3 separate regions of the Mus musculus genome follow, and regions 2 and 3 are each linked to region 1. Evidence: chromatin loops called from intact Hi-C (ENCODE). Cell type or tissue: left cerebral cortex. All regions are shown on one strand.

Region 1 (8,000 bases):
GCTTAGCTCCCCTCTTACCCTACAGAGGGCAAGTACATGGTATGTGTTTAGTACTCTTCCTTCTCTGTGTGCCATAAATTATATCACCTCACAACCCACAATTCTGTCCATTTGCCTGTCCATCTTTAATAGCCAAGCATTTAAAGCACAAGGATATGAAAAGCTTTGTTATTACCATTATGATGGGAATCATCTCATCTGGTGAGTGTACAGACAGGAAAAGAAAGGAGATAAAGGGCAAAGTCTTATGGTCATATGCGGGACTGAAACATCTATCTTCTGCCTTCATGGGACCCTAACCATTCAACATTTAGATTTACTTTTTAAATTTAAGTGTGCGTTTGTATGTGTGTGTGTGTGTGTGTGTGTGTGTGTGTGTGTGTGTGTGTGTGTGTAGATGGCATCTGGGGATCAAACATGGCAGCAAGTGCTTTTACCAGATGTGCCATTGCTATTCCATAGGCTCAATGATGAATCCACGGTCCATATAGAGTTCTCAGACCCTGCAACTTAGATGGAAGCATCATACCAGGTGTTTGTCTGTCTGTCTGTCTGTCTGTCTGTATCTATCTATCTATCTATCTATCTATCTATCTATCTATCTATCTATCTATCATCTATATTTCTGGGTGATTGTTATTTCCTCTTTCTTTCTTTCTTTCTTCCTTTCTTTCTTTCTTTCTTTCTTTCTTTCTTTCTGTCTTTCTTTCTTTCTTTCTTTCTTTCTTTCTTTCTTTCTTTCCTTTCTTTCTTTCTTTCTTTCTTTCTTTCTTTCTTTCTTTCTTTCTTTCTTTCTTTCCTTTTTCTTTGGGTGGCATGTTTTCCTGGTTGTTCTGGAACTTGCTCTGAATGTTCTGCAGACCAGGCTGGCCTCAAACTCAGATATATGCCCATGTCTTTTTTCTGAGTGCTGGGGTTAAAGATGTGAACCACCAAGCTCTACTGAGAGATGGTTAATATTTTTTAAAAGATTGACCACAAAGCTTTGAGTATATGTTCATTCAGGAGCGTGCTGTATTAAATGTCAACCCAGGTATTGGGACTATTAATCTTGACTGTCAACTTTATTGGACTGAGAAAGGTCTGGATAATAGTTAAGTAATTTTAGTATGTCTGTGACAACATTGAGGGTATTTCCAGAGATGCCCAGATAATGAAGACTCTCACCTGATGAATGATTTAACCCTCTTATAGACTCCAACATGACTGGCCTATTAGTAGGTGGTAGAGCTGTAGAGGGTGGGCCTACTTGGATGATGGGAGTTAATGGGGGTGTGCTATGGGAGAGTATATTTTGGACTTACTCTTAATTTTACACTCTCTGTTTCTCTGGCACTATAATAGGAGTATCTTTGCTTGACTATGTTCTCTGTGTCAGGCTTGGTCTCATTTCAGGCCCTAAGTAATGGGACCAAATGATCATGGGTATAAATCTGAAGTTGTGACCTGAAATTATTTTTCCTGCCTTTAAATAATTTTCTCAGGTATTTGTTCCAGTGACAAAAAGGTCTAAGAAAAAAAAAAATCAGTTCTGGTTATATGATTTGGTTGCTACAATGCCAGCCAGAGGACTACATTGCATAGTCTCAGAAGCCAAAGGATAATCTAAAGAGTATTGTGGGTAAAAGAGGAGGGGTTTCAGGACCTAGGATATATAGCAAGCCACAGAGTGTCAGGGTGATATTTTCCAGTTGTGGAGGGCCACCTCATTTTTCTAGAAAGAGCCACAGGCCTTAGGGCTGTGCTTTTCAGACACATTCAGTACCATCAGTGGTGTTCCTGGGCATTGTGTGGATTACTCCAGCACTCCCTCTTGTGTTTCTCAGGGGATCAGGAGCTATGCCGCTGTCTCTGTGTGGCATTTCTCCTACAGTGTTTCTATTTAGTCACTGTTATGGGAAGCCCTGTTCTGGTTTCTCTTCAGTCTGTCTCTAATTGGAGCTGGTGAGCTCAACTCTGGCCAGACACAAATAGTTGATGTGTATGACTGAAATCAAACTGCCCATGAAGGCTGGTGTATACAGGCAGACAAGGATACAGTGCAAGTAACAACTCTATTTACAGGGAGAAGATAAACGACAGAACAAGTCATCAAACAACACTCTTGGCTGCTTTCTTCCCTACCCAGCTTTCCCAGTCCTTGAGGCACAACCCCGTGATCTCCTTGTGAGTAGTTAATTTTAGCCTGGAAGCTGTTGGAGAAGTTTGGAGTTAAGAGCAAATAGATACAATTGAGGCTGGAGTGTTTGCCCCTTTTTCTCTGATAGGAGAGACTGAGAGGCCAGAACACATACACCATGGAGACAGAGAGATGGTGTCATCATTTTGAATGCCATCATTTTAAAGCATTCACTTGGGCTTCCCTTTGAAATTGGGTCAACCCCTCATTACACATTTAATGGCTTCTCAAACACAATCTTGATGTGTTCATTGAGACCAGAGGAGAGAGGCCTTCCTAGTGTCCTTTCTATTTTGTGTTTCTCCAGGTTGATAGAGATATATGGTCAACTAAACCAGCCAATGCTGGAAGAAGAGGTGCAAAGTCCTTTCTACCTGGGTTTGCTGGGATGTTCCATCTCTACCATGCTATAGGTATTTGTGATGCTAGAGAGATTTGGTAAAAATGTGTGCTCATTGTTACTGAGTGACTGATTGATAAAAACTGCTCTAAATCATTATTGGCAATCAGGATTTTGTTGGCCTTTGGCTTAGTTTTTCTCCATATGGTTTAGGTTTTGTGGCTGTGTTTCTAGTTCTGAGTGACTGCAAAAAAGTGAAACATTAAGAAAATAAAAATAAAATATGATTTGAGAATTCCATCTATCCCAATTCTGTAAATAAGTATTTTTTTTAAAGAGATCAAGAGTATGCCTGAGGTCATGTCCATGTCTTTGTGTTATGCTGCTGCAGGAGGCCATACTGATGTGAGTGGCTTGCTCTGCTATCTGAGGCCTTGTGATATCTAGCCTATGCTGCTGCTGAGGGCCGTGTCTGGATCTGTGTTGATGTTTGTGGACCATGTTACCACTGAAGGCCACGTGGCTGTCAGTGGTGTGTGCTGAAGCCATGTGGATGCCCAGTTGTCGTGCTGCTGTTAGGGGCCATATTGAAGTGGATGGCCTGCATGGAAGGCCATGCTGATGTCAATGGTCAGGCAACCTCCGAAGGCCTTGTCTGGGTCTGTGGTTCTGCAGCATCAGGAGTCTATGTTTGTGGTCTGTGCTGCTACCAGAAACTAAGTGGAGGACATTCATCTGTGCTCCTGCTGACTGTAAAGACTGAGGACTACTTTTGCTGTGATTTTGATGATACAGGCACACAGTTGAGAGGGAGAGGCATGGCAGGCTTCTGTGGTAACCCCTACTCTCTCAATCCCCATCCCCACTCCTTAAATAAAAACCTAGACAGGAAGCCACCAAAGAGAACTCCTAAAAAGTGTGATGGAAATGAGAAAGAGTAACTCTTCACAATTGATGCCTTCTGGTGGGAGTGGGAGAGGAAGGTCTTGTTCAAGGACTTGTTTAAGGGGCAGTCCTCTAAGAGTTTGACCGTATGTTCGGTAGAGAACAAAGGTTGCTCCATCCCACCTTGAGGGATATACTGTGAACACTAGGAGAAAAGGGGAGGGAGAGAGAGTCAGAGTAGGGAGAGGAAGAAGAGAGACTGGGAGACATAAAAAGAGAGAAGGAAGAAAGGGATGGAGGAGACCAGGGAGATGGAGAGTTTGGGAAGGGGAGGAAAGGTGCAAAAGATGGGAAGCGAGAGAGAAGGTGAGGGAAAAGATAGAGGGGAGACAAGGAGAAACAAAGGGCAAGGGAGAGAGAGGAAAGAAGAAAGGAGAGAGGGACAGAGGGGGGAGAGGAGGAGACAGAGAGAAGGAAGCGGGAAAGGGACAGAGAGAAAGGGGACAGAGAGGAGGGAAAGGACGAAAGAATAGGGAGAAAAGAAGGAGGAAGAAGGCAGATTTATCATAACTCACCCCACGGACTCCCTAGCTGAATTCTACTTCCTTCTCCAGTGCTCAATTATTGGTTTGTTGTTGCTCACTAACTTTTAAAGTGTAGGCAGGTAGCCAGGTGTGGTAGTGCACTCCTTTAATCCCAGCACTCAGGAGGCAGAGACAGGCGGATTTCTGAGTTCGAGACCAGCCTGGTCTACAAAGTGAGTTCCAGGACAGCCAGGGCTATACAGAGAAACCCTGTCTCGAAAAACCAAAAAAAAGAAAAAAAAAAAAAAAAAGTAAGCAGGTGCAGTTGCAAATACAATTTGATGCATAATTGCCATTATTATGCTTGGCATTTGCAAATTTAATTCTAATTACAGAATTAGCTGCTGTCTTGTATCAGAAGGAAAAGAAAGTGTTTTAATTTAACATTTTAATAGGAAGTGTATGCATATTTACTAACTTCATTATGAAATAATCATCAAGCAATTTTTGACTATCTATGCCACAAAACACAATGAGATTTTTTTTTGATGGAAGATGCTATAGTCTTATTTTAATAGAAGCATGTTTTATTCACAGCAAACATTCTACGCTCAGTCCTTGGGTGCCCCCTTGTGGACATAAGTAGTGACTAGTAAAGCAGGTGAAAGCAAATGGGTTTTACATTTGCTCTGACTTAGCAGAGAGATATAGTGACAAAAGCATAGAATGCTTTCTTTTCTTAGTACCTTAGTGCAATAACCACATTATATGTCATATAGTATATGCGCACGTATAAATAAAATTTATTTATTTATTTATTTATTTATTTATTTATTTATTAAGGGTCTCACTCTATAGCCTCTTGGCTGGCCTGGAACTCTTTATGTAGGTGAGGCTGGCTTGAGACTCATAGAGATCCACCTACTCTGTCTCCTGAGTGTTGGAGATCAGAGACACCACAACTGGAAAACACCACATAGTATTATTGATAAGAGTCAGATGGCAAGTATGATAAGTATATAACATACAAATGTATATTTGTTGTATCAGATGGGTTAATAAAACATTGTGTACTCAGAATGTCCCTCAAGATATGAAAATCAATGGCTGTTATTGTAGAGGACCAGAGACAGATCCCAGCACTCACGCTGGCTGTCTCCAACTGCCTGCAACTGCTGCTCTACATGAACAGATACCCTCTTCTTCCTCAGAGGACTCTACATTCCTGTGCACATACCCACTATCCCTCTTATTAAGAAAATACATAAACACTAAGAAAACGCAACATAAAAGAAAACAGGAATGTGGAGACAGGAGAAAAACAAAGAAAGCCAGGCTTCTGTCTGTTCCCCAACAGTCAGAGGAAGAAACATCAGCACCATGTGAGTGAAATCAGCCCTTAGCCTCCTAAGCAACCTGCCCTAGCCAGCTAGGCAGGCTGGCCGTCCTTACTGAAGCAAAACAGTACAGCTTTCACGAGGCTTTGTCCAACTTGCGTGCTCAGTAAGTACCTATGCTACAGACTCCAATGAGCCATAGTCATTTCAGCCTTTGGAAAGATATCCTGGTGTGTGTGTGTGTGTGTGTGTGTGTGTGTGTGTGTGTGTGTGTGTTTGTGTTTGTGTTTGAGCGGTGTATGTAGAAGACAAGTACTTTTTACGTGCTTTCAAAGTAAATTATCACAGAGCACTCTCAGACAGAACCACCCTTCTCCCCTCTAAAATCAGAGACAATCCTTTTCTCAGATTTCACTGACTTAAACAGCTGCAGGAAAAATCTCTCTTCCTTCAACATCAGCTAATGCACAATTCTGAAACATTTTGCTATTTTATTAAAAGATGATGTGCGATATTAAAGTCATAGAGGGTGATCTGTATGTCAATGGTCTCAAATTCAAATTTGAATCTCAAATTCAATCCAGTTCTCACTTCCTGAAGAGAAAAGCTACTTTTGAAGTACTCAGAACCATTTAGACACACTAAGTTTTTCCCACAAGATGTCACTGTTGTACCAAAAAATGCAGTCACAAGTGTATTTTTCTGTCTCTGACCTTATTTTTATAAATTGATTCAAAAATATTCATATACAGGATATAGTCTTGAACCTAAGGACATCTATGAATTGATTAGATTTGTAGATACTCAGTAGCCCCTGAACCTGTATCAAGCAAGCATATCTTAATTGTATGCATCCAAAATATAAAACTGGTCATGTATAAATACACAGAAGGCTATAGTTGAGATGATTTACTAGACACATTTTCTGAGGGTGGTGGAAGCCCAATCATCTCACTGCATGTGTATGATACTCAGGTTGAGAGCATTAGTGGACTTAGCAGATCGAACAAAACAGGTTTGCTCACCCATCCTCCACATGCCACTGAGAAAATGAAGATTTATTCATTGTTGGGAAGAGGGACAATGATATCCAGTGGCCCCCAGCCCATCTTTTGTGAAGGGTCTGAAGATGTCAGGGAGATCAGAGACCAAAATCTATCTCAGCCACTGGGGTAATATCTGAGAGATGAATTCACTAGTGTGAGTCAGCTTTCTAGTTTGTAAATGGCAGTGGTAATTTCTCATGGTTTCTTCTGGAGTAAACTAAGACCGCAAATGTAAAGCAGCTAGAAGGGGGAGGTTGAGGCTGGAGTGATGGCTCAATGGTTAAGAGCACCTGCTGCTCTTGCAGAGAACTCAGGCTTGAATCTCTGCACCCACATGGCTGGTCACAGAAGTGTAATTCCAGTCGCAAGGAACAGATTCCCTTTTCTGGCCTCTTCTGGCACTACACACATGCGATATATGGACATACACGCAGGCAAAAATCTACATGCAAAACAATAAAAAGAAGGAAGAAAACATTTAGCGACAGTGGGTGCTTCTTGTTAATTCAGAGAGGAGACTGTTAATATGAATCACATTTAACACGTTGAGCATAGCCATAGTGTATGCTGAGGCTTGAATTGGCTTCACAGGTGTAGAATTCCTGTTCTAACACTTAAATATAGGTACAATGATTTAAGTACTTGGAATAACTGATAGTCTGGAATGAAATGGCCTTTATTCATGATTTTGCTTGTTGAATTCAGCTACTTATTTGAAGAATAAATGGCTCTGGACCTGCTTTTGTCCTGATTCTCCTCAGCTGGTGATTGGAACCAAAATTTGCCTTAAGTTTGGCAACTGAATTTAGTTAAACAGCATTTGGCTAATTGTTAGTCAAACTGTTGGATTTCTTCTTGTCTGGCCACAATGCATTGTATATGGCTCCTATTTTTAAGCCTCCATTAGCTCCCTAAGGATCCTAAGATAAACTGAAAACATGGCTGACATCTGCAGCCTGCCCAATTAGTCTAATCAACCTCAGATGACAAAGCCAGAATGTCCTTACACCAACTCATCTGCCACATGTCACAAAAGGAGGATCTGAGTCCCAGAGCCTGAATGAACTTGCCCAGTGCAGTACTTCTCCTGAGGTATTAACCAGGACTATTATTCAAGTATCTTTGCTCCCTGGCATCAGTTCTGAGTCAGGAGGACTCTGGTGTATTTCTTTCCACTCAAATACTCTTAAAGACAAAGGACAGGCTCTATCAGAGTACTCCAGAGGCCCCCGTCACCCAAAGCATCTAAGTTGTGTTTGCACAAAGATCTCATAAGTGCAAAGAAATCTTCATTTTTTGTTTAATATTTTCACTTTTTAATACTATCCAACCCCTTTAAATCTTTGCCAATAGCATTTTAGGCTGCAGCTCAGGCAAGGCCGGAACTCACTATGTTACGACCCTGGCCTTGATCTTTCCTTGATCCTCATGCCTCTGCCTCCTGAGTTCTGGAATGGCAGGCATACACTGCCATGATGGGCTTCTTTAGAATTTTAAAAATATTGCTGATAATTTTTACATGGCTCGTGGGCCATAGGTCATGGGCCAATGTGGGGCCAATGTGTTCTCCCAGCAGATGGGGACCTACTTTAAGAGCAGTAAGACATGAAACATTAGGCTCTTAAAACTCCAGGGTGTGCTCTGCAGTTGAGCAGCATCTGTTTCACCGAGATCTGGTTTGAAATGTGG
Region 2 (8,000 bases), 330 kb before region 1:
CAAGCTGGCTGTGATAACTATTCTTGTTTGCCGACTTGAATATATCCATTATTAAAACCCAACCTGCAGGGTACACCTGAGGGATTTTTTTGATTGATTCATTTGAGGTGGGAAGATTCACCTTAAATCTGGACCATGGAAAAAGGATGCTTGCTATCTTTGTCAGCTTGCCCTGCGAGCAAGGTCAAGTTAATTTCTTCACTGTTATTAAAGCCTACTTCCTTGGGATTCCAGTGTATACTGAGGAGCAGCAGAGACATTCTGGACTGAGCAACTATAGGACCCTTGTTCTTTCCACTGAAAATCAGACATTGCTGGAATAGTTGGATCATAGCCTATAAGCCCCTCTTATTAATCTATCAAATCTGTTTCTCTAGATCCCTGACTAATGCACTAGCTAATGGGACTAGCCCCACTGGAAGAGCTCTGGGCTTGACTGACAGAGTCTGTCTACATGAAAAGGTGGAATGATGTGAGGGATGACATGAACCACTATGGGCATGAGTGCATAAACGTGCATGCAACCACACATGTGTCCACACACATGCAAACATGCATATACACACATGGACCCCACACACATGGAAAATAAAAAGTAAAATAAGAGAGAGACCTCAAGTCTGTCTCTGGGACTCACTTTTCTCCTGGACGTAAAGATAGCCCTCCATGGTCCACTGGCTGGGAGGTCTATAATCTTGATTGGCAGACTTCATCCTCTGCATCAGTCTCTCCACTTCTTGCCGAGTGCTTTCAAAGTTATTCCTTGTCTTAAGTGAAGAGAAGCCACAAACTCACTGAGCATTTTCCACCAGGTTTGAGGAAATTGTTGACTAAAGTTTTAAAACTGCCAAGGAGAGCAGGGTAACCTTCAAGTCTACTCAATGTAAAAGGAATCTGCTGTGCTGAGCTGTGTGCCTGCTCTGAGTCACTTTAGTAGAAACATCCCTGGATGACTCTGTGCATTTTTCTCTGACTCTTGTGTGTGAGAGACTTTCTAATTCAGATTCTGTGGAGAGTCCCAAGTTGGTGAATTACAGCAAATGAAATTATTGACCATCTGCTAGCTTTGGATTAGCTAAGATTAAAAGTAGATACATAAGAACTTAATCTCTTTTTTGAGGAAGAAAAAAATGATGCTTTTGATATATGTGACAATGAGCATGTTTAAAAGAAAATCCCTTCTTTTCCTAATGGCTTTTACTTTTTTTTTTTTTTTTAGAATTAAAGAAAATAACTTTGCTATAATGAACTCACAAATAAAAGTTTCACATGGATAGATTAAGGTGGCTACTCAGAAAACCTCAGCTCCAGAGTCTACCGCTCAGTGAAGTCTACAGCTGAAAGTCTTGTTAGAAAGCACTCACATGGTTTAGTTTCTGGAAGTACTAATACAGTTGTTAGAAGGCCAGTGTAAAACTTATTCACACAGAATGCAAGTTCTTCTTTCTTTTGAGAATAATAATTTATACGCTTGATAGTGCATTTGCTTAAGCTGTAGGAAAAAGAGTAAGGTTTTCTCGGAAAGACTCTGGTTTGCATTCAAAGCGCTTCACCCTAACAAAAGTGTGTCAAAAAATAAAGTCCAAAGCCTACTCCCAGAGCTCTCGGTGGATGGTCCATGAGAGGTGATCCTCAGAGAGAGTAGGGTCTTTATCTGGGGACTATCATGCTGCTTTATTCTTTTAACTATAAAGATTGACTGGGTCTTTCAACTGCTTCCTTTCTCCTATCCCAACTGAGGTAATTGTAGCTGATACTGAAAGAACTTGTAAAGTCTCTCTGGCATCTGCAATTTTGCATTTTATTTTATTTTACTGAAGACAGACAACCATCTTCTACATTGAAAAATAAAACAAACCAACCAAACAAACAAAAGACAAAAACAAAAAAACCACAGTGCAGACAAGCTAAAGGCAAAATTATTTCTGCTGGGGAACCTAAGTGCAAAAGCAGAAATCCAAACATGATGAGAAAAATCCAATTGCATAGCTCTGCAGGGACATGCCAGCTCAGTAGCACACTGTCAAGATTCCATGATGATGAGACCCAGATAAGCAGAGAGACACACACCTTTTACAGAAGACTAAGTGAAGGGTATTTTGGCTAGATTGCTATCCACTCAGGCATTCAGTGATTGATGACTCAACAGTAGGATTTTGTTCTTCCCCGGGTTTGAGGATGGCAGAAATGTATTGGCCAATTGTAGACATGTCACTATGTGTTCTGAGACCAAAAGAGCTAGAGGACATCACAAAATAAGCTGGTAGAAACGGATAATGTATAAATGGCGCTCATCTGTATGTTAAAGCAAGGCATTTGAATGCTTCAAAACTACTTTTAAATATTCTGCAAATAATTAATTGCAGGTGTTTTGCATGTGTTTTCAGAGATATTAGACATAGAACACGAAGCCAGAGACCTTCCCTTTGAAACTGGAGAAATCCTGCTTTCTCAACAAATGAGACTTGCCTAAAGCCAGCCAGTCCCTTTTGTGTTCCTGGCTTTGAGGAGTAACTGAGAGATGGAAGACAAACACACTGTGAGTCCCTGTGATGTTTTGGTATCTGCATATATTGTGAAATCATTTCTATAATCAGGCTAAGTAATATATGCATCACTACATGTATTTTCTGTCCTTGTTTGTGTGATGAGAAGAATTGAAGGTCCATTAAAGAAATTTCAGGTATATACACTGTACTAACTATACTCAGCACAGAGGATGTGAGAATCCCATTCACCCTGAGTCACCCACTAAGCTAACAAGATTACTACTAACTTGCAAGGACCCTGCTTTGTAATACTTTTATAAAACCCAGTAACATACATTTTTCTAACATGAAATCAGTTCTTCTTTGGCATATATTCACCTAGTTGCTACAAAATAAGTCATGAGGATGTCTGTAAAGAGGACTCCCTAAGCTACTGTGGTTTGCCACATTTACATAAGGTCTGGCTTGGTCCTAACTGAGTCACTTTGAGGTCATTGCTAAGGGATGGCAAAGAGGACAGAGTATCCTTACATTCTGCAAGTTGAATTGTAGCTGTTGCTTGTACGGTGCAAATTCCTGGGCAAGTTCATATCCCTCGTGGTAAAATGTAAACAAACCCTGAAGGAAGGACAAAAGCTGCAAAAGATAAAAACATGCACGTAAAAAAATCATAAAAATTTGCTTTTCTATATATGAAAAGACCATCCAATACAAAATATCAAGGTGATTATCAGTCATTCTAATTTCTCAAAGTAATGATTTTTGATCAATGCATTTAGCCATGGAAACATGGGTGTGAGGCAGAAACAAGAGGTCATTGCCCCTTCACTGTCTTTCCCTGAGGTCATGAACATGCATTGTCCGCTGCTCTACCTTCCAAATGCATCATCAAACAACCACTGGGGGCCGCTAAGGGGATCACAGAGAACTGGGAAAGGTCTCTAGACAAAACAGAAGGTGAAAAGGCATTAGATTTAGAGACTGGGCAGGATATCCCAGGAAGGAGCTGGCCACAGTCAATAACAATTTGTCCAGAGGGAGAAAAGAAAATTTACCAGCAGGTGGCAGTATAGATCCTGTTTTGACTAGGGAAGTCTATTCAAGGAGAATTTAAAGCAGATTAAGAGTGAGTTCGAGGCCAGCCTGGTCTACAAAGTTAGTTCCAGGACAGCCAGAGCTATATAGAGAAACTCTGTCTTGAAAAACCAAAAACCAAAAACAAAACAAAAAAAAAAAAAAACAAAAACAAAAAAAAAAAGAGTTGAGTCAGAACATAGGATCACATGATCATTTTTACTCTGAGCAAAATCTTCAGAAAAGAAATTTCATATTCCTAGCCTTGAAATAACAAATTCTTTTGTGCTTACATCTGTAAATAAGGAGGACTTATAAAATTATGGGATGAGTATGTATGTTACTAAGTTTATCTAGAAAAAATGATTCATTTGGTACTTTATATAATTGCCTGCAGTCTTATTCCATAGCCATAGCCACTGTCTCGGTCAGCCTACAGCTTCTTGCTGCAATAGAGTGGAAAATACCTTCAAAAGAAGCCTATACTGTACCATTTGTTATTTTTCAAATTAAAAAGAGAAAGGCTATTTGAAACCATCTTCTTATGAGAGTGGCTTCTCTCACCTCCTCTGTGTGGGGAGGCAGGAACACCCAAGAGTCATCCCATGTGTGTGTTGGGATTGCTAATTCGAGTATGAGCCGGATCTACTAGGGAATGATGACTTCATGCTTTTCTTTCAACATGCAAGTCAACTCCATTCTGAGTTAGGTTCATTTTTAGGAGTTTAACACTAAAAATAATTTCTTAAGTTTTTTTTTTTTCATTTAACTTAATTCTCCAGTTTAGAGCAAACTGGGGCTTAAAGCTGAATTTAAACACTTCCAGGTAGGCCCTGCATGTGTAGATCTAGACTTTTTCAAAGATTAAAAAACATTAAAATACTTCTGAAATGCCTAACTAACAGCAGTCCTCTGACTAGCCATTAGAAGAGCATTTTCTCTGTTGGCATCAGTAATTGGCCCACAGTGAAACTCTCCCACTGAGGATTAGACATCATAGGTAGTGGGTCATTTCAAAGCCATCAGAAGCCACCCAGTTAATTACATTTACAGGGAAGATATTTTTAAAACATTGCAAAAACCTACAAAATATCTAACACCCTTAAATCTACTTTTCTAATATTCTGACTTCTCAGAGTATGGGAGCGGGAAGGCATACTGTGTCAGAAATATCATGGCATCTAAATAGTGTGTGTGGATTCCTGGAGTCTAGCTTGAGGCTCTGGAGTACAGTTAGTTTATCTATTAAAAAATTAGATGCATACAGAAGTGTCACATGTTTGTCAAGTCACTCGAAAGGAAGTAATTTGATAGAGATTGTGGCGAGCCAGCACTCTCCACTGAGACCTGTTTGCTAATTGAGCTTTAAAAGTCATGATTCCAGCACTTCTGTCTCTCTGAGGTTGCTCTGTATCCTAAGCATTTCCAACACATCGACTGCCACAGACAGAAATCCCCCTGCCAGCCTCATTAGTGGGGCTGTAGAACGTCGTAATAGGAAGCATGCATTTTCTTCCAACACATTCTAAGCACCCAGAAGGGAGTGAACAATTTTATTGAAGCACATAAAAATTACATACCGAGAGATGGCTCAGAGGTTAAGAGTACTAGCTGCTCTTGCAGAGGATCTGGATGCTGACATCCAGCCTCCAAATGGCAGCTTATAACACGCTGTAACTCTGGTTTCCAGGGATTTAGTGGCCCTCTTTTGGCCTCCATGGGTATTAGGTACATATATGGTTCACATACATACATGCAGACTAAGCTTATACACACACAAAGTAAAATAAATAAATAAATCTGAAATATTAATTAATGGCACACCAAGAGCGGTCACCTTTTTCCTTGATGCTGCATTTCCTTGGAAGAAGCTTGGTAAAGTCTAAACAAAATGGGTGTGAAAGAAGAGTCCCTAGATGGCGGTAGAGCTCAACGTTTTAAAAAGGAGTGTGTCCATGTACAGGCTGGTGGCACACTAGACAGATGCCATGGTGGTAAACCAATGGCGGTCAGTAGAAAGACCCAGGGAATATGGACACCTGCCCTTCCCAGACCTTCGTCATCTTTGGTCAGTATGGGGGAAAACAAACAAACAAACAAACAAACAAACAAACAAACAAAAAGAAATAAGGCTTAAGCTCTCTATAGAGTAAATGTGACCTTCACAAAAATGATAATAAGGACTAATTGATGTATAATTTTATTTTACACTTAGTATTTTGTGTCTATGTGTGCATGCAGTGGGTGAGTGTGTCACGGTGCACATGTACAGAACAATCAAGAAGGAGTTGGCACTTTCCTTCTACCATGTGGGTTTTAGGGAATAGGGCTTGGTGGCAAGTACTTTTTCTCCAGATTCACATTCGTTTAGTACCAGGAAACTCTGTCACACTTTATTGTTTCCATGGTGTTTAGAGTTAAATTGTTATTTATTAGCCCTCAAACAAAACCAAAAGTCAAAACTTATATACATACTGCAATAAATTGACTGTCATAAAAAAGACCTGTGCCAAGAAGTTTAAGTGGGATGTCACAATTTGGGATAAGGTAAGGAGAAACACACACACACACACACACACACACTTCAAGTGAATGGAAGCTTCCATTTCCTCACAGTTCAACAATACTAATCATACTTGACATCATGACACCATGTTTTTAGATAATTTTTAGAACTAAATAAACGTTCATAATCTTCCCACCTATTGGTGGCCACTTGACTAAAATCCAAATGGATTCGTGGGCATGCATTAGCTACTCATCTCTACACAGACAACTCAGTGGGATAAAGTAAGATGATAGAGCGGGGGCAGTGCCTAGTAAGAGGCAGAACCAGCTGCAGCAGGATGCTCCAAAGCCCCTACTTCCCACAGCCACACACCAACTTCTCATAGTTCCACAACCTCTGGAAACTGGGACATGCATTAAAATACATGGGCATGTGGAGGACACTCCACACCAAAGTACATGTGTGTAAAAGGAAATGCAAGACATCTAGAGTACAAAGCAAATTGCAAAACTAACCATTTGCCACTGCCCTGAACTTGTATACACAAAATACTAAAGAATCCATTTTAAAGAAAACTAATAGAACTAATAAGCCACTTCTGTGAGATTAGTGTGCAAAGACTGAGTTTATACTGGCATACACTACAACAGACAATCTGAAATGAAATTAAGAAAACTCCCATCTTCAACTGCCTTAAAGGAATAAAATACTTACCAGCTAATTTGGTAAATTTAATTCAAAACTTATTTTGAAAACCATGAATGTAGCATAAATAAATTAAAAATTGAAACAAATAAAATCTCTCCCTTTCACAGTTTGAAGAACTTGAAACTGTTAAGAAGGTATTTTCTCCACATTGAAAGGCAAGTACGGTAAAATCAAAACCACACGTCACATCTTTGCAGAATCCAGAAATTGTAAATTCACATAGAATGGGAAGCAGTACTAGCTGACCAAAGAGCTCTTAGTAAAAATAGAGTAGGAAGGCTTACACATCTTATGTCATTCCAACTTAATGCCAGACAGCATAAATGGGCAGCTCACTGTGATGGGAACTGACAAACAGATACATATCAGTGACCATGGCAGAGTTTGAATGGCCACATTTGGTTCTCAGCTGGTAGCACTGTTAGGGAGGCTGTGGAACTTTCAGGAGGTGGGATGCTGCTGGAGGAAATGAGTCACTGCAAGTTAGACTTATGGTTTACCATCCACTTGGCTTCTAGTTCTCTATTCTGCCCAGATCTGAGCCATCTCCCACAGCTACCTTGCATTCTCTATCACAATGGACTGAGTCCCCCTAAACAGTGAACCACATATATCTTCCCACACACACCACAAATCTCTGGTTAACCAATGCTTCACAAGATTCTCAAGAGTCTCACAACTAGGGAATAAACAGGCATTGGTGAATATCTGAATAGATTCCCTCCCCACACATCAGGAACCTTATATACATACTGCAATAAATTGACTGTCATAAAAAAGACCTTTGCCAAGAAGGGTAAGTGGGATGTCACAATTTGGGATAAGGTAGGGGGAAACACACACACACACACACACACACACACACACACACACACACACTTCAAGTGAATGGAGGCTTCCATTTCCCCACAGTTCAAGAATACTAATCATACCTTTTGCCTGCCATCTGTGAACAAATGATTATAAATTTTCCTTTTGATACAACTAAGATCATATCATAGAAAGAGATACCTGAGTGTTTCCAGACAGAATGAGCCATAAGAAAGCTCAGATGTGGCAACAGCCCATCCCTAAGTCACTCTCCAGAAGGTACACAGATAAGAAAATACCATCCCAAGTTCAGACAAGGAATAATTGTACAGTTAGTGGGCAGAGCCAGAAAGACATGTAAATATGTGTGGAAGAAATGTACAGGGAAAATTAAATTGTCAAAATTTATG
Region 3 (8,000 bases), 1.5 Mb after region 1:
AGTCTGATACTAATTGAAAAAATAATATATTCTATTTATCATAACCTACTAATCACATACATGGGAATATTCAATACTCTTAAAGAGCAGAGAGACTGGAAAAGTTCATAATGATCTTTAATTTTAATTCAAGTGTTAAGGAGTTTTATGAACTTCATTACTTTTAAAGTGAACCAGCTTCTAACGTGGACTTCTTGACCACAAGTGTTCAGGAAATAGACTTGCAGGGATGCATAGCTCTGAGCTTCTGACCAGGTTCCCTCCTGCTTTAAAGTGCTGAGAAGTTCATTAAACATCTTAAGCATCTCAGAAACATACAACTGGGTTAGTCCACATTTGTACTTTGAGGAATAAGAAAGAAAGGCTTATATATATATATAAGCTTTTGATACCAGAGTTTGAGAATCTAAACACATAAAGGCATATATGTTTTTGAGGAGAAATCAGGCATTTCTTTATATTCTAGTAAGAGCATTCAAATATATTTCATGTGTAATTACAATAATAGGTAGTCAAGTGTGTGTAATGGTGTGGATGAAGTAAATTGTAATAATGCACATATCTTAGCTGTATAGATTGTAGAACAGAGAGATTTTGGTGACATGGCTGTACTTCTATCTGTTATAAATTGTGTTGAGCAAGCCTAAATTCTATTTACCAAAGTCATCCTCACAGCATCATAGTTGGACAATTTGTCCTGATTTTATATCAGTCTTTACAGAAACATAGCTTTTGTTTCATCTACCAGTACGGAAAACTCCACAATGCCTTTGCCAGCACACCCCCCACTTGCTAACTTCTGATGAGCTCTCTGCCCTTCACTGACACCCTCTCTTCCCAATTGCTAAGTCAGCTTAACCAGCAAGCCACACTCCTACCTGCTACCTTGGAGGTAGTAAAGGTTCCACAAATGATCAAACAAAAGGACACTTAAAGAAACCTATAACAAACAAGTTACATTTTCCACTAAATTAAACTAATTAAAGTGCAGTTTAAAAATATTTTGGTGCACAGCTGATTTATAATGTTTAAAAAATAAGTATGTTCTATTTGTAAATTTTAAGTTTTTTTTTTCTTTTCTTTCTGATTTATTACCCAGTCACTACTAGGTTTCAGGCTCCCTAATGGCCAAACTAATTTTACAAACCTTGAGAAATTTTCAGGTATATCAGCCATCCATTCAAAAATTCCACAACTCTTTCTTTCCAGATACTTTTCAAAAGTACGTGAAACTCCCAGAATCAAGCCAAAGTGGAACACTCAGTTCATCATAGCACTCATTTTCATTTTCTAACTTCGAAGTTTTCTAATTTTCTATTTGCTTGCATATGAAACCAGAGAGTGGTCTAATACAATTTATACTCTGATAGTTTTCAGAAGTTTTAGGTAACATTAAGGTGTTTACCCTTCCTTAATTCGAAACACCAGTCTTTACACTGAGCAGTCTGTTTATCTAACCTCTTTTACATCTGGTGTTCCAACTAAGATAACTAGTCCAAAAAAATTCTTCTATATTACATTTATTGTTTTAACTTTTGAGTCTTAACTGTATTCCTTCTACCACTAATTAGATTGAGGTGACTTTTTACATAATACATCCACTGTTTTAGCCACTTTGTAAAATCTATTTGTATATAGTCATTGACTGTTTATCATCTCATCAATATAAGCATGCCTGCCAAGCTTAAGACTCAGGCTTTGCACTGTGAAATACTAAAATGCTTCCAGCATGAAATGAGAAATTATGGGAAGCACGACAGGTGAGTTGTTCACCACTGGCCACTGACACTTTGCAAGCATTTCTTCCTGTCTTAGTCTCAGTTTAGTCTTGGTGTTAATCAGGATGCAGAACTTATAGCTTGCAGTGACATTTAGAGGTAATCCAGAAGGTGTGCTGCAGCCCAGTAGCAACCAATTACATTTACAACACTTTGTAAGCTTAATTCATTGTTTCTTTTTTAAATGACACTGCTATTTTAAGGTTTGCTACTGTTTTCATTTCTTTCTCATGGCTAAGACTCAGAATCAGAGCAGAGAGCTGAATTACCTAAATGACTTCTTTTCATAAAAGCATGTGAGCTGTGTATGGGTAAAGCCTCACACACATCGTACTATTAAAGCTCTCTTGCAAACCTGTCCTACAATTACCATGCTTTTGTCTTACTTATGCTAATTTTACATAAAATTATTCTGAAATATTGATGAATTCTTTTTCTTTTTGGAATAAAATAAATTTAAGCAACCTAAAAATTTTCAGGTTGTCATAGCAATCCTCAGCTTACTGAACATCATAGTCATAGAAATTGAGAAAACACTCTCCCCACATCCCTATAAAAATAAGAAACTGGGAACATATATTCAGCAAACATCTATGCACAACACGTGGGGGAGATCACTCAGCATAATTCGAGGTTCCACTTTTCTCAGTTTCCCAAACTTTGCAGAACTCTGCTTGCATCTCTCCTGCATTTTAACAAGTTATTGCACCACTACATGCCCAGGTATTCTGTCTGTATTCTCAGTTATTCGGTCTATGAGATTCTCAGCCATGACCTGACAACACCATTTCATTTTTGTCTTCCAAAGCATTTTATTACTTTGGTAAGAAAATATTCTTATCCCTCCTGACATTTGCCATCCAAAAAGCATACTTGCTTCTAGTTTTTTCCTCCTGTTTCCGGTGGCTTTATGAAACATACAATAGGTTTTACACTTGCTTCAACTTTTCAACATCAAATCCCAGCAGAGAAAAACAAACAAACAAACAAAACAAACAAACAAACAAAAACCCACTGTTTTCCCTGTCTTTAAACATGCACCAATGAACAGTTTTTACCTCTGGCAACACGACGAGGAAGGATGGCTTTGCAGAAGTGATTGTGTCAAAAACCCTAAGTGGCTGGGAACCAAAGTGCAGCATCACAGGCAGCAATCACCAGCGAAGGAATGCCAGCCACTTACCAATGAGACGCCAGCTGCCTCTGTTCATTTTGGTGATTCTCAATCCTCATCTTCCATCCTCGTGCCCTGGACACACCTCAGGTGGAGCAGTTCCTTAGGTGCTCCACAGCCTGTGACAGAAGAGAAATCGCAGAGTTCTGAGTCCTTCACTGGGAATTTTCCTCTGGTTTGCCCTGCCTCTCCCAGCAGAAGGGACCCAGGTGAGGCATCCTCCTGACTGCCAGCTTTAATGGCACTTGGCTGCCATCAGTTGCGTGGGGCGGAGTAGTTGAGAGATGCAGGCAGGTGCAAGTGGGCGCCTCCTCCCGCTGCTGCTCCGGGCTCGCGCGCGGATGCTCCAATGCGTCCACGCGCCCCGCGCCGCGCGCCCTGACTGGCTGGGTCTCTCCCAGAGTGGCCCGCGCCCCTCCCGCTCCGCGCTGTCACCGTCGCCAGGCGCCTCACTGCTTTGCGCTGCAAAGGCTCATTTAGCATGTCCCTGCCTGTAAAAGACTGTATGCCTCAAGCAGGGCTTTGGATTTCTTTCTTTTCTTAGAAGGTACTCCCCTGGCATCACTTGCTAACCGATTCCCTCCCCATCTTTTTCTCTCCAAAGTCATGAAGGCTGTTCCCATACCTGGCCACCTCTCCACTGAGAGCTAACAGTGCTGGCAGAGTCTGGGTCCTTTCCTCCCTTGGCCTGCCACTGTCCCTGCTGATTGCCAGGCTGTGTTGATAGCTCAGACAGCCAGAGGCTCAGATTCACTTATGTGGGCTCCAGAGCAGAACTGGCACTTGGGAGAGTGTGGTTAGGTTCTAACTGGGAGGCAATTCTCTTTTTTTATGTATACATGCGAGTTTCATCTAAGAGTGCTGGGATAGGGGGTGTTATTACTTGTCCTTGGGAGTGATGAGTGGGGTAGTGGTTTAGAGTCAGCTCTGAAACAGCAAAAGAAATAGCAGTTTGTTATTTTTTGTTGTTGTTGTTGCTTTTTGTTTTGTTTTTGTTTTTGTTTTTGTTTTTCGGAAAATGTCAGTGTCCAGAAAAATCACATTGGAAATCACAATGTCCAGAGTTGAAAAAAAAAAAAAATTGCCTAGATAGTAAATCTGCGGTGACAGCTTTAGTGTCATTGTTCTTCAGGTTTCTCCACTTTCCCTGTCTTTGAGTGCTCCAGTTTCATGTGTGTGGTGGTAATCCAGTATTTATGAAATACATTTTGTTACATACATTTTGTCTCCAACTCCATGTGGCTTGCACCTGTACGTGACAAGTCTGGAATCACATACTCTCTTCTCTGCCAGCCTATCTACACTTGGAACTCTGCGTGAGCTTTGGGCTGCACCTGAACCAGGAGGCACACGCTATTCACATGTGTGTGCGTCCAGCCCAAGCCTGCGTTCATCTGGATGGATCCTCTCCGCATGGCTTTTGCCCCCAGTGGCTGCGAGAGGCTGTAATTGGCAAGGAGCACAGAGCCAGTAGCTGGAAGCCAAGATACCACTGGAGCTCTCTGATCCCGTTCTTACAGCTTTCCTGGTAATTAAAATTAGTCGTTTTCCTGGTCCTTGGCTCTTTGCACATGTTATGCAAACATCAAGACTTTATTGAATGGGTACCCTCAGGATGTAGATTCGCTTCTTTCTCCACAGCAAAGACAATTAATGTGTATTTGCATTTAATGCTTCTCTACCCTTCCATACTTTTTATTTTCTTGTTCATGCTTTCCAGTAATTAGGTTATTTTCCTTATGTGTTAACCGAGGGATAGTTTGGGAGAGGCAAGTTTTCTGGGCGGCTTCTCTGCTATGTTGGCTCAATGCCTACAGCAGGCTGTTGTTTAGGGGAAAGAATCTCCAGAGTTTTATAAGCTCTTTAAATATACTGCAGACTAGATTCTGAATCTAAAAGCTTTAAAGCTTTTTCAAAAATTGTACAATGAGGTTTTAGCTATCAATGTTTGTTATAACTGACCACTTACAGCCTTCAGGTCTTGGAGTCTGAGCATGGTGATGCTTCACTATAGTAGATATACTGTGGGGGATCTGTTGCCTTTGTTATCTATTTCTGGGTCATTAAATCCTTTATTTTAATATCTGCTTTCAACTAACCTTGATCCAGAAAAGATGAAAGTTGACTTCTAGAAATGTATTCACTAAAACAATAAATACTGAATGTATCCCAATAAATCAAGGCATGAGATCATGAAACACCAGAAAGCATGAGAAAATTTGGTAAGGCCAGAAAGAACAGTGATGAAGAGGTTTAATCTGGCTTTTCTTACAAAGAATACTTCCTTTACAACACATTACCAGACACTAATGGTGAGAGGGATATATGCAGTCTTACAGTTAATAAGTAACAAAATCTGCCTCTCAAAAGATGGATGAGAGCCAGGTTTGGTGGTACATACCTATAATCTCAGCACTCTAAGAGCCTCATGCAAGACAATCATGAATGTGGGTACAATCTCGATGACATAGCCAGGGTTCATCCTGGACTATTTAGCCAGGCAGTTCTCAAATCAATAAATTAAGGAAATAAAAAATAATAATGTAGGTGGATTAAATCTGGCTCCCATTAAACAAAATAAATTTGTGAGTTAGACATACTGTAAGTTATTGTTTAAGCATAATGTAATAACGTAATATAAGATAATATTCTTTCTTTTTGAAATCTCCTGATCATTTGAGAATGAGAAAGATGTGGGGTTTGGATTAACTAGTGATGTAAGATTTTTTTTTCTCTTTGTGCAGACCGAAATGGCAGCTTCTAGTCATTACTTAGGACAGACAAATTTACTCAGTTATCTTTCTTCAGAATCTACACTGATTTTTGCTTCTTTATTACTTACACTGTTTAACAAATATATCGTATATTAATATGCATACATATTAATTTGTCTAACTTCATCTTTCTGAAGTAAAGCTTAGAATTTTGGTATCATGGAGCTTATTTTATGCTGTCTACTTTCTATTTTTTCTGAGAACATGAAAGTTATGTTTATTATGTACATAGTTGCACTCTGTCATAGCCACAGGGCTGGCATGTAAACAAAGAGAAACAGTGATGCTGAAAGTAAGAGTCTGTCCCTTTGGGTGAAGAAAGACTAACTTATGCTTTCTGAGTACTTATCAAATGGGCTCACAAATATCACTGTGCTTTTTCTATTACTATCATGTAGAATCTTTAAAATTATGGTATTGACTTAAGATGTTTAAATGCATGGAGCCATGCATGTCTGTTTATAAAACTGTAGTGCTGCGGACTTAATAAGATAGTATTAAAACATCACATCTCTCTATTTCACAGGGTCAGCAACACTTTGGATGGATCAACCCATTCTCTACCTTGATAAAATCTTGAACACTGAATGAATTAAAAGTATTGTTTCCTTAGTAAAGCTTTCAAAGCCTCCCTTATAGCACCTCTATCTAGCTATCATGCTGCCTTTTTGATCTTGTTGTCTAACTGCCTTTGTGTAAATGTCTTCATCTTTTTGTCTTCTAGTTTGCAGTGGGTGAACAAACAGATGCACTGCAGATGTGTCCTCTGTGCTATGCCTAAGCTCTTGTCTTGCTTGTGCTACAAATAACTTTCTTTACATCACAACCTTCCTATATTGTTCCTTACAATGCATTTGCTTATGTGAGGTCCTGAGATTCAGTTAAGTGATCACAATTGTTATTATATTATATTGTATACTACCACATAGCACTACAAATTGGCAGCAAGTCGGGGTCTCTAGTCACTTAGTCATGTGGGTTCACTGGTCCACAAGCTTTGCCCTTTATGACTGTGTTTTCTATTTGCATTGACTATATTGTTGTAATCTTTTGAATAATGTTGTCAGTCAAAGTGGAGGGCAGATGTGCTCAAGGAAAAATACAGTTAAGGAAATAAAATAAATATTACATTATCAGTTTACATCAATAAGTGTGAATTAAGTCAACTTTTATTTAAAATGAGCAAACATTGAGGTTTTTAATTTTTGTTTAGGTTTATAAAATCAGCTGTCCTACTAATGGAAGCTGATTTCTGGAAGCAGAATAGACAAATCTTAATCAGGCTTTGAGAGCCTGTCAGTTTAATTAGCAGCTGTTTCAGCAATAGCAGCGAAGAGCGTCACCTCTGCTGTGAATGTCCAGATACCAGTTACAACTGCAACTGTAAGAGGAGTAATGTCCCAGCCCTCAGGCCAGTGCTCTGCTGGCAGCGTCCTAATTTCCACATACATAGAATGCCAAAGTTCCTCTTCCCCTGGGTGCAATGCATGCTCTGTGACACCATGGTCTAGTAAAATATTATTCCTCCTTAAAAACAGAAGGAGGAGGAGGAGGAGGAGGAGGAGGAAGAGGAGGAGGAAGAGGAGGAGGAAGAGGAGGAGGAGGAGGAAGAGGAGGAGGAAGAGGAGGAGGAAAAGGGAACTGAAGAAGCAAGACAAAAGAACAGATTCCCCTAAGATGTTGGGAAGAAATGTTGAGAGTACTAATTTTCAGTTTGCTTTTACTTTTAATTCAGTAGCATCCTTTGCTGTTTCTTTATTCTTGGGACAGCTTTCAAACTTGATGTATTGATGCTGTACTTTTTGTGGAGACAAGCATTCATTCTATATCCCTGGGTGGTCTTGCAATTGCTGTATAGCCCAGGCTGGCTCATATCCTCACAACCCTCCCACTTCAGCCCCTCAAATGCTGGGATTGCAGGTGTGCTCCACTACATTTTGTTTCCCAAGTTTATGTTCAAAGCTGGCTATGTTCTCCTTCTTATATAATTCTCTCATCAATATCTTCCCATATAAAACTGTCTCAATATAGAGAGAAATCTTTTGGGATCCCATATGCCAACAAGCTTTCCCGGGTTAGGGTAAAAGTCTTCAAATATTTCCTGTATCAGTTAAGTGCTATGCCTGTTGCCTAAGGGCTGCCACGGGTGTGCGGGTACATGGCCATTTCCCCTTACTCATGGAATCTTCAGCAAGCCCACCCTCATTTCATCTCTTGACATTTTGGTTCACAGGAAAATAATCTTCCATTCAAAGATTCACTGCCACACCTGTC

What was found. Hi-C counts contacts between places; a loop is a spot of excess contacts. Peaks named below come from ENCODE experiments on the same cell type or tissue, not always from the same donor. Only the 100,000 strongest peaks of a DNase experiment are listed, where the experiment ranks them.
Region 2: a loop joins it to region 1, with 10 times the contacts of the local background. A loop is called at or near these places in 36 of 42 quality-filtered maps.
Region 3: it touches region 1 in a loop (5-fold over the local background); 6 of 42 quality-filtered maps call a loop at or near these places.

The regions. Positions count from the first base shown.
Region 1 is chr9:9,370,917-9,378,916 of GRCm38, forward strand. No RefSeq gene overlaps it. Among named protein-coding and RNA genes, the nearest start is that of Gm22815, 74 kb to the left of the region's middle. In left cerebral cortex, CTCF peaks have their summits at 1,822, 4,562 (motif pointing left) and 5,917 (motif pointing right); DNase peaks (open chromatin) are centred at 1,832, 4,553, 5,928, 6,211 and 1 more place.
Region 2 is chr9:9,045,868-9,053,867 of GRCm38, forward strand. It overlaps Arhgap42 (Rho GTPase activating protein 42), which reads right to left. Exons shown (of 24, transcript NM_001372563.1): 7 at 3,021-3,125; 8 at 638-767. Among named protein-coding and RNA genes, the nearest start is that of Pgr, 150 kb to the left of the region's middle. In left cerebral cortex, CTCF peaks have their summits at 3,543 (motif pointing right) and 5,473; DNase peaks (open chromatin) are centred at 918, 3,527, 4,122, 5,479 and 1 more place; H3K27ac peaks cover 320 bases.
Region 3 is chr9:10,901,524-10,909,523 of GRCm38, forward strand. It overlaps Cntn5 (contactin 5), which reads right to left and starts at 3,252. Exons shown (of 25, transcript NM_001170787.1): 1 at 2,962-3,252. It overlaps Gm32710 (a long non-coding RNA gene), which reads left to right and starts at 2,922. Exons shown (of 3, transcript XR_001779092.2): 1 at 2,922-3,161; 2 at 4,246-4,480; 3 at 6,253-8,000. In left cerebral cortex, a CTCF peak has its summit at 4,377; DNase peaks (open chromatin) are centred at 792, 1,837, 2,045, 2,485 and 4 more places; H3K4me3 peaks cover 4,254 bases; H3K27ac peaks cover 2,305 bases.